Regions from separate parts of the Mus musculus genome. Here region 1 is linked to region 2. Evidence: chromatin contacts called from ENCODE Hi-C or POLR2A ChIA-PET data. All regions are on one chromosome and are shown on one strand. The core of a region is the stretch at or near the end of the contact, and the rest is flanking DNA. Distances in the headings are between cores, read along the strand shown. Region 1 overlaps Ppp2r2a (protein phosphatase 2, regulatory subunit B, alpha). Region 2 holds the start of Bnip3l (BCL2/adenovirus E1B interacting protein 3-like).

Region 1 (3,834 bases), core at 1,238-3,737, 42 kb after region 2:
TTGACAGTCATTCTTAATTCAAATTTGATTTCTCATAGGTTACAAACTCCTAAGAAATTTAGATGAAAAGACTAGAGATTTTTAGATTATGTTAAAAATTTTTTACAGGCTTTATTCTAATATCCAAAACCAGAACACTGAGTTTTAACTAACAACAACCCTGTCAGCTTGTGTCCTGTCAACTGCAACACAGAAGACTGGGAATCGGGAGGAGGGAGAGCAGATAGGAGAGCAAAGCAGAGGTGCTTTAGAAATCCTAGTAAGCAACCCTGTAGTCAGAGCCAGTGCAGTGCAGTGCAGTGCAGTGCCATGCTGTGGTAAGCTGCATGTAATGTACTAGCATTTAATTCCCACCACAAACAGGTACACCTGTTTACATTAATACAAAGACTTAACAGATGAAAAATCTAAGGCCAAGAGGCCAAGAGGTCAGGTATGAACAAATCTTCAAACATGTGCATAAAATAAAGATAAATATCAAGAAAAATAAGTTTAGGTCTTCCCACTGGCTCAGAGGACCTCATCACTAATAGGCAGATATGTGCCTCAGAAGCTCCAGTTAACAGCGTCTAAAGAGCAAATAAACAAAAGAAAGAAAAGCCCGCTGGATAACTAATCCAAAAGATTACACCACTGATTTCCTCACAAACCCTTAATCAAAGGAACACCTCACGTGCCTTTATAGGAACAGCAATTTAAGCATGCCATGGTAGCAACCTACACTCCCAACACTTAAGCTAGGTGGAGGCAGTGGATCAGGAATGCAATGCCATTATTTCCTGCAAAGGATGTTCAAGGCTAGCCTGAGACACTCAAAAGTCAAACAGAAAGGAGAAAGGAAATTACAGTGAATTCTTTCTACTTGGATCTTTTTTAAAATTCTTTTTCCTCTTAATTTTGGTAGGTAAAACATCAGGTAGGCATTTCCTGACCTGGTCTGCAGCCATACTTAAAATTCAATTCCTTGTTTCCATTACACTTCTCAAAGGAAGTTATGTTTCAAATAACTCTGTGAATGTGTTCTTACTAAATAAGGGATGAGAAGAGTCAGAACTGTCCAGCAGCAGAAGAATGCATTCTGAAGGCAGCCCTGCCAGAAACATGGATGGATGGACGGACGGATGGATGGACGGATGGACCAACATACAGAAGAGTAGTAACAAGCTTGTAAAAACAAACCCAGCAGGAGAAAAACAAGAAAAACTATAGTCCATCTGCACATCTCTGAGTGAACTACAATTGAGCAGAATGTTGTATGAGCAGCTAAATGGATCTGGCAGGAGTTTACAGAAAGCACTCAAAGTCATATGGCATTTCAAGGTGATTTCCTTCTGGGGCAGGTAAAGAAAACCAGGGTTGCAGGCTAAGCGCCTTGAGGCTTTCCTATCCTTGGCAGCTGAGCAGGAACCACATGAAGAGATGACTGGGTTGGGGGCTGCTGGTGAGGTGGGATGTTTTTCCAGAAGCCAAGCAGACAGTGTTTTGGAAAAGCAGTAGCCATAAACTGCATTTAAAAGAACTTAAAAATATATGAGCAATGGGGGCTGAAATTTAATTTTAGGCTTGATGACATGGAGATTTTCTGTGTAACTCCACTGGACTAATGTCTTCAAAATAAAAACAATTGTTTCCGATGGCCTTATTTCTGGGGGCTGTCAGGTGAAAGGATGCTCCAGAGGGAAACTATGTAAGTGCCAACTACAGACTCACTCCCATGGCTGCTGTCAGACATCATTTTTCCTGGATGCTGACCTGAGATACCAGTTCTCTGCCACATGGATTCCAGAAAAGTTCACAATCATGGTAGCTGGTCATGAAAATGAAAGAAAATGAAAGGGAACAGCACAGACCTTTGGGTAGCCTCATCTGTAAGTGTATGTCATCACTTCTGTCATGCTTGTACTAGTCAGTTGTTAGGTGTGTCATTCAAGGGAGAAACTTATACAAAGAGCAGAGCAGCAGAGGGCAGTGTCCATTGGAGCCATGTTAGAGGGTGCCCACTATAGTTCCTTGGTCAGCACAGAAAAACAGTTAAGAACTTCATGGCCACGAGGTAACTTGACTACAAGCTAAAGAGAGAAGCCTAGAGCAGTTTCATCTTTGAGCTTCAACAGCCCTAGCTGCCTCCCTGCCTCACCCAACTCCTGTGTGCACAGGCCTGTGTATCTGTTGCTGTTATTTAAGAGGACCTAACACAGGGCCTTGCAGGACCTCACAGGACCTATGAGGCAGACACTCTACCATTTAGTTACTACAGTCCCAGATCTCAAGCTACTGGATTTTTAATCCCTGCTTCAAAATACAAAATACTCATTAATCTAACCACCTATAGACCACTATCATTTCCACCTAGGCCAATCAATACCGGTCCCTTCTCCTACTCTTCAGGGGGCTCTCAACCCTGTAAACAAACACTAAAGCAGTCAACAATGTCATCTTTCCCAGCTACTACTGTGTACCTGCCAAGTGCGTCTCACGGCTTAGTTGGGGCACTCCTCCAGGGTTTCCAAGGATACTGAACTCTCCCTATTATGCTGTTGGACACTTCAGAGTGTTTAACACGTGGGTTTAGATCATCATTCACTACCACAAGTCAATAGTGCTAAGGTACTTTGCACATTCTTTCAAAGCCTGTTTTGATAAAAAGTGATAGGAAATCTGTATTAGTTTTCCTACCTAGTCTAATTCTACTCTTGAACAAAACAATGTTGTTTTCACCCACATCAGTAATTCCCAGGATATTTTCTTCTATGGTAATTTTACTAACTGCTGAATTCTAAATGTCACCAAACTCAATTCAAAACACAAGTTTAGGCCAGGTGTGGTAGCAGACATATATAACCGTAGTATCAGTGGTCTAAGGGAGGAGAATTACAAGTCACAAGCAGCCTAGAACATATAAACTGTCACAAAAACTCCACAAAGCAATTTAAACTCAGCTTATTATTATTTTCTGAGACAGAGTTTTACTATTTGGCCCTGGCTGGCCCGGTACTCACTATTTTAATCATACAACCAACAGTAGCCTTGAACTTTGCAGAAATCCTACTGTCTCTACCTCTTAGGTGCTAAGTTTTATTGCTGTTTTTTAATTAAAAAAAAAAATGTGAGCCAGAGCTACAGAGAAACTGTGTGTGTGTGTTTGTGTGTGTGTGTGTGTGTTGCTTACATGTAGGTTTGTATACCACACACATGCAGTTACTTTTAGAGGCCAGAAAGGAGCATCAGTGTTCTTAACCACTGAGCCGTACACTAGCCCCTGTAGCTGAATTCTAACATTTTGAATTACAAAACTCAATAAGCTCAATCACTCTTCAACAATATATCTACAGTCAGAAAGGAGGCAGAGACACAGCTGCTCAGCAGGGTGCATAAATCATCCACTGCTGAACAGAGGTCTATGCTCAATGATAGGCATACCTCGTACTGTGCAATGTGAAAATACTTAATGACAGACAAATCTTAAATTACCAAATGTATTCTAGCTCACAAAACATTTAATTAGGGTTAAATAACTAAAAGGCTTCCCTACATACAGGATACATTTTACCTCCAGCCCCACCTTCCTAAAGATAGGCATTCTATTTTCTGAGAATAGAGATTAAGAATCCCTGGTGAGGGCCAGGTGTAGTAGAACACGCCTTTAACCCCAGCCCTCTGGGAGGCAGAAGCAGACAGATCTCTGAGTTGAGGCCACCCTAGTCTTTTAGAGAAAGTTCCAGAATACCCAGGACTACACAGTGAAACCCTGTCTCAAAAACAAACAAACAAAACCTAATATGTATTTTGCTATAAGATTGCTATCTCACATAAAAAACCTACAAGCAAATACAG
Region 2 (3,458 bases), core at 491-2,990:
GGGAAGGCTCCCGAAAGCACCCATGGGCCTCAAAAAAGAGCCACAGCTTCTGGAAATAACATGAAGCATGTATTTCTTTAGTCTTTTCATTTCCAAAAATGTATGCTAAAGATGGGTAAAAATTTTAAATTCTGAATTATGTGATTATGAGTAAAATTTAAGGACACACTTGACTAGATCTTTGTAAAAGCCGGCATTTTAGAGAAGTTATCAAATATTGCTTATCAAAATATGGGGCAGGGACAGAGTCTTAAAATTCCTGAATTCTTTGTTCCTTATTTTTTGGTTTTGTTGTTTTCTGACACAAAGTTTTATTCTGGGGACCACGCTTACTACACTTCCCTAGTGCTTGAATGACAGGCAAGTGGCACCACACCTGGCTAAAATACCCAAACGCTCCTGCCACTATCCTCTAGACTCAGTAACAGCTCTTCCCTAAACCGTTCTGGCCACCCTGGAAGCCATCCCTCTTATGAAAGACACTGCCTGACCTTTAAGCATACAAATGGCTTTTAAAGAACTTCATCTGGCCCTGTGACAACTACCACCACCCACTACCTCTTTCATTAAGACATGAAATCCAAACAGAAAGGTTGGGCAAGAAGGTCCGGCGATCTCACAACAACAGCGGACACTCTGGGGACAAGATGTCTGTTTGACTGCAACTGGATCCTGACCATCAACTTTCAATTGCTAGTACCTGTGGCCTGCGTCTGTTGTGTTGTTTACTGTATTTCCTGAAGTTCACTGCAGATTTGGCTGAAATGGACGTGATCCTAGGGCATGTGCTGGGCACCCAATCCATTTAACATAAGAAACAGCACTTGAAAAGTTACTAGTATGGTGGCTGCCGCCTGTCACCCAAGAACTTGGGAAAGTGGAAAGTAGGAGGGATCAGGTCACTCAGCAACACAACGAGTGAGGCCAGCCTGGGCTACATGAGAAGCTCTCTCAAAAAAAAAAAAAAAGAAAGAAAAAGAAAAGAAAAAGCAGTAAAATATGAATTCAAGGTTAACAGCAACAAAAAACTCACTTGAGAAACTTGGGAATTTTCAGACTAAAAAAAAAAAAAAAGATAAATGTCAGGGGCGGAGCAAGCACCCTGCACGAAACTCCGATGACCCCCTGGACCGGCGTGTGGTAGGAGGCGAGCTCCGCAAGCACACCTGCGCGGCCGCACGTCCACCCGCCACGCCCGACCGGTCGCGTCCATCCCCCGGTGTCCCCGCCGCACGTCCCATGCTCCCCCTCCGCTGGCCAGCCTCCGCTTGCCACCCCGAGTTGCGTGCGCCTCCGGCTCCCGACGCCCACCGCGACCCTAAACCTCGGCGCCCAAGGCGCAGGCCGCGAGCCAGCGCCGAGCGCCTGCTCCTAACCGGAGCGCGCCGCTGTCAGTCATACGCACAATCTCGGTCCCAACCAATGAGCTGTCGTCTGCTCCCGCCCACTCCCCCACCACCACCACCAACCCCCCCCCCCCGCCCGCACGGCGGCGGCCGAGCGGCTCCTCCTCCCCCATCCCTCCGCTGAGCCCGGCGGCCCCGTGCTCACTGTTGAGGCCAGCGGGCGGCGGCAGGGGCTGCTCCCCTTCCTCGCAGTTGTTGTTGTTGTTGTGCAAGGGCGGCGGCGGCTCGACTAAGTGAGACATGGTCTGGAGACTGGAAGCGGCACGGCCGCAGGACGACAGTATCCGGCTCTCGAGCAGCAACACAACAAGTCGAGTTCCCCCGCCCCCTTTTCTGCGTCTGCGCAGTCCCTCCCTTCGTGACGTCAGGGCCCTCCCGGACCATGTGATGACAACACAGGCAGCTGGACGGCGGGGTCGGAGCCCAGGATAGGGGGCGTGACCAGGCCGGGCTGGGCGGGGCATTCGCGAGCTGCTCGGGACGTGCGGGTGCGGAAGTCGAGCTGATACGGGCGCCAGGAAAGAATTCCTGCGAGTCAGTCGCAATAGCCGGAAGGGCTGAGCTAGGAAGTTGGCATTGGATTGAGATTAGGGAGGAGTGTGCAGCCCGGAAGCGCGCGGGGCCTGAATGGAACCCCTCCCACGCCTGCAGTATCCACTTAAGAACTCACCCGTGGCTTTAAAGAAGCAGAAAACCCCAGTTCCTCCCCTTAGTGAAACATCCATTTGTGCCTCCCACAGAATACCGTGGGAGGTACCTTGGAGCTAATCACCTTGTTGGAATTTATAACATTTTAATTGCAAAGGTAACATGTAATCACGGTTTAAAAAAAAAATCAATGGCTGGGCGTGGCGCACACTTGTTATTTCAGCTCTTTCTAAGACTGAGGCAGGAGGATTTCGAGTTCCCTGCAGCCTACGCTATCGAGCGACCCATTGCCTTCAAAAACAAATTAAAAGGGAAAAGAAAATACAGATTTACCCAAACCCTGGTTGTTATCTATCTCTGTAAATGCCCTACCTCCTGTACGCTGGTTGCTGACTCTGTTAATGTTCCTAAATACTCCTACGTCGTATCTTTGTCAAGTTTCCTTGACCCGATTTTTGTATAATGTTTTTCTCAATATTGTACTTGCCTTTTAACTTTGCTTTAATTGCAGTTGTTGAATTTTCATGTAATTGTCTTTTTTAAAAATATGGTCTGAGATACCCAAACACGGAAATACTAAATCTAGGACCAGCCAGTGAGATGGTTCTGCCGGTAAAGGCGCTTGCTGAGTAAACCTGCAGACTGAGTTCATTGCCCGGAGCTCCCGGTAGATGGGAAGAAAGCTAACAAAGTTGCCTTCTGACCTCCACCAATGCACCGTGGCATATGCCCTCCCCCTCTAAATCATAAATACAGGCACACACAATAAGTCTTTGTCACTTTGAATTGACATCCAAAAACATGATCTGGAGGGATAGCTTGGGGGGTTAAGCACACTGGCTGCTCTTGCAAAGGACTCAGGTTTGGTTCAAAACACCCACATGACAGCTCGTTCACAGGGCACTCAATGCTGTCTTCCGGCATCTGAGGGCATGAGAAACCCGCATGGTACACAGACATACGTGCAGGCAAACATCCACATGCATTTATAAAACCCCAATTCTCTGGTGAGATGACTCCGGTTAAAGGCTGGGCTGCAGCCCAGAGTTATATACTGAGTTCAATCTCTGGGGCTCACATAGTACAAGGAGAGAACCTACCCCACAAACTGTCCTTGGACCTCCACATGTACACAGTGCCATACACACATAAATAGTGATAAAAATCATCTCTTAGGCCTCCCACATACAGTGTTATATTTATAAAGGCATAATGCAGGTATAAAAACATTCCTCTGGGTCTTCTCATTTTATGTCTAAGTACTTCATGTACCTGAGACTGACTTAACATATAGTGCAAAGTAGGCAAAATAGACCACTCATCTTATTCTCTGACCTCCACAGGCATGCCTCCTCTCAAATACGTAAATAGAAAATTAAAGCAAAAAGACAGATTTTTCAAAAG

What was found. A loop is a pair of places that touch in the nucleus more often than their neighbours do. ChIA-PET counts read pairs that join two places held with the same protein, here RNA polymerase II (POLR2A).
Region 1: POLR2A ChIA-PET joins it to region 2 with 10 read pairs in embryonic stem cell. The contact joins the enhancer-like site here to the promoter of Bnip3l in region 2. A Hi-C loop is called at or near these places in 2 of 37 maps with a recorded cell type or tissue (left cerebral cortex and regulatory T cell). POLR2A ChIA-PET finds 5 or more read pairs at or near these places in 4 of 5 experiments (Patski and embryonic stem cell).

The regions. Positions count from the first base shown.
Region 1 is chr14:67,048,717-67,052,550 of GRCm38, forward strand. The region is part of intron 2 of Ppp2r2a (protein phosphatase 2, regulatory subunit B, alpha); the gene reads right to left. Among named protein-coding and RNA genes, the nearest start is that of Ppp2r2a, 22 kb to the right of the region's middle. Within about 2 kb of position 2,488, at least 1 of the 3 ENCODE cell types and tissues checked has a DNase peak (open chromatin) inside an H3K27ac peak, as active enhancers do.
Region 2 is chr14:67,007,137-67,010,594 of GRCm38, forward strand. It overlaps Bnip3l (BCL2/adenovirus E1B interacting protein 3-like), which reads right to left and starts at 1,741. Exons shown (of 6, transcript NM_009761.3): 1 at 1,552-1,741. The coding sequence starts at 1,648.